Regions from separate parts of the Homo sapiens genome. Here all the other regions are linked to region 1. A link is a contact called in ENCODE Hi-C data. All regions are on one chromosome and are shown on one strand. The core of a region is the stretch at or near the end of the contact, and the rest is flanking DNA. Distances in the headings are between cores, read along the strand shown. Region 1 holds the start of LINC01134 (long intergenic non-protein coding RNA 1134). Region 2 holds the start of GNB1-DT (GNB1 divergent transcript). Region 3 holds the start of NOL9 (nucleolar protein 9).

What was found. A loop is a pair of places that touch in the nucleus more often than their neighbours do. Pooled maps may share reads with other maps.
Region 2: a pooled map shows a loop between it and region 1 (15-fold over the local background). The contact joins the promoter of GNB1-DT here to the promoter of LINC01134 in region 1. A Hi-C loop is called at or near these places in 2 of 37 single-sample maps with no recorded cell type and 7 of 50 pooled maps.
Region 3: a pooled map shows a loop between it and region 1 (15-fold over the local background). The contact joins the promoter of NOL9 here to the promoter of LINC01134 in region 1. A Hi-C loop is called at or near these places in 8 of 50 pooled maps.

The regions. Positions count from the first base shown.
Region 1 is chr1:3,898,959-3,902,088 of GRCh38, forward strand. It overlaps LINC01134 (long intergenic non-protein coding RNA 1134), which reads left to right and starts at 1,446. Exons shown (of 4, transcript NR_024455.1): 1 at 1,446-1,673. C1orf174 (chromosome 1 open reading frame 174) reads right to left here and starts at 1,314. Exons shown (of 4, transcript NM_207356.3): 1 at 1,214-1,314. The coding sequence starts at 1,228. RefSeq lists enhancers at 406-976, 977-1,545, 1,546-2,115, 1,755-2,014 and silencers at 1,065-1,134, 2,215-2,394.
Region 2 is chr1:1,889,869-1,892,593 of GRCh38, forward strand. It overlaps GNB1-DT (GNB1 divergent transcript), which reads left to right and starts at 1,312. Exons shown (of 2, transcript NR_168264.1): 1 at 1,312-1,515; 2 at 2,032-2,725. It overlaps GNB1 (G protein subunit beta 1), which reads right to left and starts at 1,219. Exons shown (of 12, transcript NM_002074.5): 1 at 952-1,219. RefSeq lists silencers at 534-723, 1,284-1,473, 1,594-1,693, 1,754-2,003.
Region 3 is chr1:6,552,890-6,556,034 of GRCh38, forward strand. It overlaps NOL9 (nucleolar protein 9), which reads right to left and starts at 1,624. Exons shown (of 12, transcript NM_024654.5): 1 at 1,218-1,624. The coding sequence starts at 1,613. TAS1R1 (taste 1 receptor member 1) reads left to right here and starts at 2,418. Exons shown (of 6, transcript NM_138697.4): 1 at 2,418-2,675. The coding sequence starts at 2,485. RefSeq lists a silencer at 1,330-1,589.

The DNA.
Region 1 (3,130 bases), core at 196-2,695:
AGTACAAATCTGAAGCTTAAGATGTATATGGAGAATATGAAGATTAAGCTGTATACGGTAAAACATAAAGCACTGGAAAAAACCCAAAAAAGTTGTGGAAAAAAAATCATTAAATTAAAATGCTACATTAGGAAATATTCACTTTAATCCACTTAAAGAAGGAACAGGGGAAGAAAAAGACAGACTTGTATAAAGAAAAGAAAAAGTAAAATGGCAAATGTAAACCTAACTACAGTGTATCAATAATATTAAATGTGCATGGGCTAAACAATTCAATCAAAAGGCAGAAACTACCAGACTGCATTTTAAAAAAGATCCAAGTATATGTGCCTACAGGAGACAAGTTTTGGTTCAAAGATAAAAATAGTAAAAGGAGTTGGAATTCACAAGTGGCCACTCCATTTGAACAAACCAGGAGAGCCTCCATGCAGCTCAGAGCCTCCCAAGTGGACCGGGACCCGCGCCGGGTCCACTGTGAAAAGGGTCCTTCGCCTTAACTGTTACACCCACGCAATGAGCACTTGCCCCTTGCCAGACACTGGCACCCCCCTTCAATCCTCACCACCCTCTTGGTGGATCCCTCATCACCCCACTTTTAGCACATTCAGTAGATGGGGCCAAGCTGAGGTCACTTGCTGTGTGACGTCCATTGGAGTGGCAGCAGTTGAGGGGCACAAACTCAGCTCTGCAGCATCTAGCACTACCAGGAGTTGAAACCAGTTCTGGAGAGGGTGCCCCACCTTCCTAGGAAAGTGGCCCGAAACCTCCCTTCAAGGGGGCGTGACCTGGGAGCCCCCTGTTGCCCAGGACGTGAACTGTGAGCTCCACTTCTCCCGAGGGCGTGGACCGGAGCCCCCCTTCTCCCGCGGGCATGGCCTGGGAGCTCCCCTTCTCTCGGGGGTGTGGCCCAGAGGCCCCATTCTGCGGGGGTGGGTAACCTGGGAGCCCCCTTCTCCCGGGGACGTGACCTGTGAGCTCCACTTCTTCCGAGGGCGTGGCCCGGAGCCCCCTTTTCACAGGGGCGTGACCTGGCAGCCCTCCTTCTCCCGGGAGCGTGGCCTGGAGCCCCCCAACTACTGCCGGGGGCGAGGCCCAAGCGGAGGCCGCTCCTAGGCCACAGGCACCCCGTGACCCCGCCCCGGTTCTCCAGACAGCAGGTGACCCAGAGTCCCCGCCCTGCCCGGCGCAGCTGCTGCCGGGACCCAGCCCTCACCTTCCGGCTCCTCATGAGTGTGAGCACCGCAGCCAAGCACCGCGCGCCCCGGCCAACGCGTCCCGGCGGAGCGGCGACCCGGAGTCTGCAGAGCGCGCCGCGGCGGCGTCCGACGTCAGCACAGCCAATCACAGTGCAGCACCCTCGTCATGTGATTCCCCCCCCCCCCCCCCCCGTGTTGGCTCTTTCGTAAGCGGCGGGCGAAGGTCACAGGCCTTGGGCCAGTGGTGGGACACTGGAGCAGGAAGTCGGCCTGTGGCCGGCCATGTTCATGAGGGCGCGTCCCTTGGCACCCCTGTAGCCGCTATGTTTCCCACGCCCGTGGCAGGCCTGAGAGATTATGTTTGCGGGGGGTGCTTTTTTTGTAGCTTCTGTGTTCGCCATATTTGAAAGGGGCAGACGGCCATGTTCGTGAACGGCGCTTCCCTTGGTGCACCTGTGGCCGCCATGTTTGAGCGAGGTGGGCAACTATGTTCTTGAGGGGGGAGCAACCATGTTCTTGAGGGGCTCTTCCCTTGAAGCCTCTTTGGCCACCATGTTTGAGAGGGGCAGACGGCCATGTTTGTAAGGGGCGCTTCTCTTGGTGCGCCTGTGGCCGCTATGTTTGAGAGGGGCAGGCAACCATGTTCGTGAGGGGCGCTTCCCTTGAAGCCTCTTTGGCGCCATGTATGAGAGGGGCGGACGGCCATGTTTGTGAGGGGCTCTTCCTTTGGTGCGCCTGTGGCCGCCATGTTTGAGAGGGGCGGGCGGGACGTCCGTGAGGGGCCCCTCCCCTTGCATCCCCTGGCTAACAGCCTGCAGGAGGGCGGGAAGTGCTTTCTCCAGTGCCGCAGAGCGCTGGTTTCTGAGTGCCGGTTAGCGGCCTTGAGCAGCGCGAGGGACTCCCAGGCCTGCCCGTGCTGCGGTCCCGCTGGGGAGCTTTGCGCGCTTGTCGCAGGCTGTGCTGCCCCGCGACATGCCGCTTTGGGTTGGGGTGGCCCGCCCGGGAAGTGGCCTCAGCTGTCCCCCACGTTGCGGGCGGGAGGGGGCCTTAGTGGAGGCCGTCGGTGGGCCCAGGAGGCCAGGGTCCGGCGTCGGGCTGGGGGCCGGTTTTCGTCCCCCGTTACGTGCAAGGCGGGAAATGACCCCTCCGCCGTCCCGTTACTCTCCGGGGCCAACGTGGACTCGCAGGGGCCACGCCTTTTCCAATGGCCACGCCCCTAGCAGGCCTGGGTGGACCCGCAGCGGCCACGCCTCCTCCAATGGCCGCGCCCTATCAGGTCTGGATGGACACACGGCGGCCACGCCTCCTCCAGCAAACACGCCCCTAGCAGGCCTGGGCTGCTGTGATGCGTCCTCTTTGGCCGCCGCTGAGGGAGGTGTTTGTAAAGCTGAGGACCACTGTTCTGTTGTGGGTTTTTTTGTTTGTTTGTTTGTTTTTTGAGACGGAGTCTCGCTCTGTCACCCAGGCTGGAGTGCAGTGGCGCGATCTCAGCTCACTGCAACCTCCGCCTCATGGGCTCAAGCCATTCTCCTGCCTCAGCCTCCTGAGTAGCTGGGATTACAGGCAGGCGCCACCACACCTGGCTAATTTTTGTATTTTTAGTAGAGATGGGGTTTCATCATGTTGGTCAGGCTGGTCTCGAACTCCTGACCTCAAATAATCCGCCCACCTTGGCCTCCCAAAGTGCTGGGATTACAGGCGTGAGCCACCGTGCCAGGCCCACTGTTCTTTTCTTTTCTTTTTTTTTTTTGACGGGAGTCTCGCTATGTCGCCCAGGCTGGAGTGGAGTGACGCAATCTCGGCTCACTGCAAGCTCTGCCTCCCGGGTTCACGCCATTCTCCTGCCTCAGCCTCCCGAGTAGCTGGGACTACAGGCTCCCGCCACCACACCCGGCTAATTTTTTTGTATTTTTAGTAGAGACGGGGTTTCACCG
Region 2 (2,725 bases), core at 62-2,561, 2.0 Mb before region 1:
CCACTCCCCACCCCCACCCCGCTTCCAGCCGAAAAGCCGATCCAGGCAAGAGGAAGACACCCAGCCTTTGTGCTATTTCCTGTCCTCTCCCCCACCTTCGGGCCTTCGGAATATCGCAAACCGGGCCCCGAAACTCGGCGCGGCGGCGGCCGCCCCACAAAGGCAGCGGTGGGAGCGCCATCTTGGCGCGGCCACCGGGCCCATTCATTCGCGGGGCCGGGCCGGGGTCCGCGCAACCCTCGAGTCGACACGCGCGGGGCGCCAGCGCCGGACAGACCCGGGCCTCGGCAGGAGAAGGGCGAGGCCACAGCGCGACTGCCTCAGCGGCTCGACACAGCGAAAAGGGCCGAAACCGTTATTTTCCCATTTCCCGACGCCGCGCCCGGCTTCCGCTTTAAATCCCTACTCCGACCGCGGCGCGCGGCCCGGCTTCCCCATTTCATTGTTCCCCTTCCCCACGCTCGCGCCCCGCGGCCGCCCGGCCCTCAAAGTCACCCCGATAGGCGGCCCGCGCGGGGGCTCCGGCCGCCGACACCGCCCCGCCTGCAGGCCCGCCCGGCCTTTGTTCTCGCGCCGCGGGCCCGAGAGCCACGTCCGGCTCCCCACGCAGGGCCCGGCCCCGCCCGACCCGCGCCCCCGGGGCCCCGGCCGCCGCCACGGGAAGCGCCCGCGGCGCACACAACCCCGCACCCCGGTGCCGAAACTCGGCCCCCAGCCTTGGGCCTGGGACCCCGGCTCCTCTCCCTAGACCCCGCCCTCGACCCCGACCCTGCACCCCGAACCTCGGACCCCAGCCCCCGGCCCCCCCTTCGGACGCCGCCCGCCGCACCCGGGCGGGGCAGGAAGACGCGGCCCCGACCGGCGGGTGGGGTGGGGGCGGGGCGGGCGCCCCCAGGGCGGGCGGGTGGACGAACAGGACCCGGGTCCGGGGCTGGGGGCTGCCGCGCTCACCTCAGCGCCCTCGTCGCGGCCTGACGCGCCCACACCGCCGCCTCGGCCGCCGCTCGGCAGGTCGTCGCGCTCGGGCCGCGCTGCGCGCTCCGCGGGCGCTGCGGGCAGGTGCGCGCCGGCGAGGCTCGGTCCAGTCCCGCCGCGGCGGCTGCTCCACTCCCGGCCCCGCTCCCCACTCGCCGCCCGCTCCCGCTCCCGCCGCCGCCGCCGCCGCCTCCGTCCGCCCCTCAGACGCCTCCAGCCATCGGGATGGGCGCGGCGGGCCCCTGCCCGCAGCCTCGGAAAACCCCACGCGCTCGCGTCACCACGCACGCCGCGCGTCGCGCGCGCTCGCCAGGCCCGACGGGCACGCGCACGCCTGTGCGCGTCCAAACCGCATCGGGCCCCGAGCGCGTGTCCGAGCGGCTTAAAGGGGCCGTGCTGCTGCCTTCGGGTACCGCTGCCCCGGGAGACCCCCGGCGGCCCGGCCCTGCGGGGACCGGGCGGGATGGGGACCGGGGCAGTGGACCCTCGGAGTTGGGATGGGGCGGGGGGAACGCGGGCGTGGAGCCCTCCGGGGACAGGGTAAGGTTGGGTAACCGTGGGCGGGGGCTCCTCCAGGGGCGGGGGTGGGGTAACGGCGGGCGGGGGGCACTCAAGCGACAGGGCAGGGGCGGGAAGGCCGCGGGCGGGGGCGGTCCCTCCGGGGACGGGGCGGGTGGGGGCACCGCGGGCGAGATCGCTTCCTGCAGAGGAGGCAACAGGCCCCGCTAGCAGGTCAGGGTCCCGGGCAGGCGCAGGTGCCCCCCGGCCTCTCAAGCAGGGACTGCGGCGAGCTCAGACGCGGCTGACGGGCAGAGACTCGCGCTTGGGCTCAGTGCGTGTGAAGTGGGCCTCGGGCTGCGGAGGAGGGCAGCACCCCGTGGCTCCTCGCGCTGCTGCGAGCAGGGCCGCCTGGCAGGGGCGGGGGCCGGTGGGCGGGAGTGTCGGGGTAAGGCCGCGGACTCCTCCCATGCCGCTGAGCAGTGGACAGCGGGGACTGGAGACCTCCAGGTGAGGAAGGGGAACGAAGTCAAGAAGGCCACATGTCCTGGCTTCCAGGCTTGGTGTCCTCAGAAGCCTCCAGAACGTCCATGGAACCCGCCCCTGCGCCCACCGCCTCCTGCTGTCTTTCCAGCTGAGTTCCGGCTGCCCCTCACCCTCGGCTTCTTCACTCTGCCTCTCCCCAGCCAGCGCCCTGCTCCCCGGTCCTCAACCACCACCTTCCACCTGCCTGGGCCTTCATCGCCTCCGAGCTCCCCTTCCACACCAAACCTGGCGTCCGTTTTCCTCCAGGCCTGCACCAGCACAGCTGAAGGGGAGAGAGACCCAACCTCATCCACTGGGCCTCCCCTCAACCAGGGCCACAACCTCAAGGGGCCATGCCACCTCCAACACCTATTTCCCACCTTCTACTCTCTCCACACCCTGGGACACCACCCGCCTCTCTCAGCTGACGTTTTCCTTCTTGTTTTGTGTGCATGGTGCTTGTGTGAGAAAGTGGACACACAGTAAGTGCGGCTTCCAGATGCGTCCGCCACCTGCCCTCCGTGCCACGCGCTTCCCCCTACCTAGGGGAGCCTCCACCAGACAGGGAACCCACGCCTTGCCACCCTTCTCTCTCCCTCCCACTTCACCTGTCCGCATCATTTCTGGAGCCCTTTCTTTCTGGCACGAGATGCTCCAGGGCCCTGTTGTATTCTCCCTGCCCCAGCCTGAACCCAGCTATTTCTGCTGCAGCCTGGTTCATTGTGGG
Region 3 (3,145 bases), core at 374-2,873, 2.7 Mb after region 1:
CAACCTCCAGCTCCCGGGTTCAAGCAAGTCTCCTGCCTTAGCCTCCTGAGTAGCTGGGATTACAGGCGTGTGCTACCATGCCCAGCTAATTTTTGTATTTTTAGTAGAGATGAGGTTTCACCATGTTGGTCAGGCTGGTCTCAAACTCCTGACCTCAGATGATCTGCCAGCTTCGGCTTCCCAAAGTGCCGGGACTACAGGCCTGAGCCACCGCGCCTGGCCCATACTTTATATTTTTAAACTAAGATCATACCCCATGGCAGCTACAGAGAAAGCATGGTGACCGTGAACTCGGCTCTGTGCTCCTGGTTCAGACAGACTCTACCACTCTGTCCTTTTAAAGACCCACAGCTTGCCAAGTCTCTTCCAGAACTTCCTGGGTTTTGCCTTCCCTCCTGCATTAGACAGGGAATCTCCAGGAATGGCATCCACGTTAAGAATCAGGCTGCCTGAGTTCGACTCCTAGCTCTCCCTCTACTGTGTAAGTTACCCAACCTCAGTCTCCTCGTCTGTAAACACTTAGAGAGAGGGACAACTACTCCGTAAGAGAGCTGGATGTTTAAATGGGTTCAAAGCCTAAAACACTTTTGGAACCCTTAAATCCTGGAATTTCTGAGCTCTCAGTAATTGCAACCTTTTTTTTTTTTAACTATTAAAATCCCTTTCAGAGTTCCAGGTGCGGTGGTTCACACCTGTAATCCCAGCACTTTGAGAGGCCGAGGCGGGTGGATCACAAGGTCAGGAGATCGAGACTATCCTGGCTAACATGGCGAAACCCCGTTTCTACTAAAAATACAAAAAATATAGCCGGGCGAGGTGGCACGCGCCTGTAGTCCCAACTACTCCGGAGGCTGAGGCAGGGGAATCGCTTCAACCCGGGATGCGGAGGTTGCAGTGAGCCGAGATTGTGCCACTGCACTCCAGCCTGGGGGACAGAGTGAGACTCTGTCTCAAAAAGAAAAAGAAAGAAAGAAAACAAAACAAAATAAAGTCCCTTTAGCTCGTAAGGCCTAGGGACCCCTTAGCAGGGTACCTGTTACCCTGCTGCTCAGGGGAGCCTAGTTGCCACCAACCATCAAGAGGATGGACTTGAATCCGACTGGCAGCCAGAGAACAGGCCCGGGGGACCACGGTCCTCTCCTACCCTGCAGCTCTCCCGGGGCTGCCTCTCCAGCCCTCCCTGCCCTCGGGGACTACTACCGGCGCCCCCCACCTACCTGCTCGACCGGCAGCAGCAGCAACGCGCGGCCGGGGCCCACGGGCCGCACCGGTGGGATGAGGAGAGGCCGGTGGCAACTCGAGGCGGATTCGAGTTCGGGTTCGGACTCGGGTTCGGAGGCCGGGGTCGGGCTAGGGATCGGGCTGGGGGTCGCGGTGTTGGGTCTCCGGGCCGCCGCCGCGCGCGACACCTGGCGGGCTCCCTCCCTCCAGTCCACGCCGGACGCCTGGGCTTGCAGTAACCGCCACCGTAGGCGCCGCCGACCGCACCAGCGCAGGCTCCCGAGCCGGCGGCGGGGCCGGCGGCTGAGGATGAGCTGGGGCCGGGCCTTGCGGACCCGCAGCCAAGTGGAACGGCAGGAACCCCGCTTTAGCAGCAGTCCCGAGTCCGCCATGCTGGGTCCTCAGGGCCTACCGCGCGAGAATCTCGCGAGATCCCGTCGGTCCGCCCCGCTGCCCTCCCAGCTGCCGAAAAGAGGGGCCTCCGAGCCGCCGGCGCCCTCTGCCGGCAACCTCCGGAAGCACACTAGGAGGTTCCAGCCGATCTGGTCGAGGGGCTCCACGGAGGACTCCATTTACGTTACGCAAATTCCCTACCCCAGCCGGCCGGAGAGAGAAAGCCAGAAACCTCGCGACCAGCCATGGGCCACCTCTCCGGAAAAACACCGGGATATTTTTTTTCTCCTGCAGAAAAAGCTTTAGGATTGGCAGTTTAAACAAAACATGTCTATTTGCATACCTTCGGTTTGCATGCATTTGTTTCGAAGTGAGCAACCCTGGGTAACAAGGCGAAAGTATATGACAATTTGCTCAGAATCTTAATGTCAGAAAACTGGAGACTGGGGCAGGGGGGTGTCGACTCAAAGCTGTGTCTCATTTAGTAAACTGAGGCCCAGGTAAAAAGTTCTGAAACCTCGCAACACCCGGAGAAATTGTGTTCCAGCCTCCCACCTCGCCCCAAAATGCCAGAGCTCCTTTTCTAAGCCAGGTGAAGTCACAGAGCGTGGACAGAACCCACAACCGTCCAGAGGAAGGGTCACTGGGTGCCACCTGGTTTGCATCTGTGCCTTCGTCCTGCCCAGTTCCTGAGTGGGACCGCAGGCCCGGAATGTCAAGGCAAACAGTCCTGCTTCAGCCACTGGGCTCCAGTCCCACCCCTTTTGGGGGCCTGAAGTTAGGAAGCATCCGGCAGCTGCCTTCTATTTAAGCAACTGGCCTCCTTAGAGGCCACTCCTTGGCCATGCCAGGCGCGGGCATCTGGCCAGCATGCTGCTCTGCACGGCTCGCCTGGTCGGCCTGCAGCTTCTCATTTCCTGCTGCTGGGCCTTTGCCTGCCATAGCACGGAGTCTTCTCCTGACTTCACCCTCCCCGGAGATTACCTCCTGGCAGGCCTGTTCCCTCTCCATTCTGGCTGTCTGCAGGTGAGGCACAGACCCGAGGTGACCCTGTGTGACAGGTGAGTGAGGGGCCAGCAGAGCCACACTTAGTGGGACCCCTGGCTATAGGGCCCCTCTGGCTGCCATCCTCCAAACAGGACCTTGCCTCTGCCTTTGCCCCTTGAACTGTCCCCAGGCCTTGTTCATCAATCCACTTGCCACCTAAGTGCTGGCTAGACCTTCCTAGACACTTCGGCCAGTTTCCAATTATTTCACCCTTGCTGTTAGAATGTGTTGTATTGTAACTTCATTGAAATTGGTTCTTGGCTTTGTACCATACCTAGGTGGCCAGGCCTAAGCAAGGGCAGCTTTTTCCCTCTTCTTTTTTTTTTTTTTTTTTTTTTTGAGACGGAGTCTCGCTCTTTCACCCAGGTGGGACTGCAGTGGCGCGATCTCAGCTCACTGCAAGCTCCGCCTTCCGGGTTCACGCCATTCTCCTGCCTCAGCCTCCCGAGTAGCTGGGACTACAGGCACCCGCCACTGCGCCCAG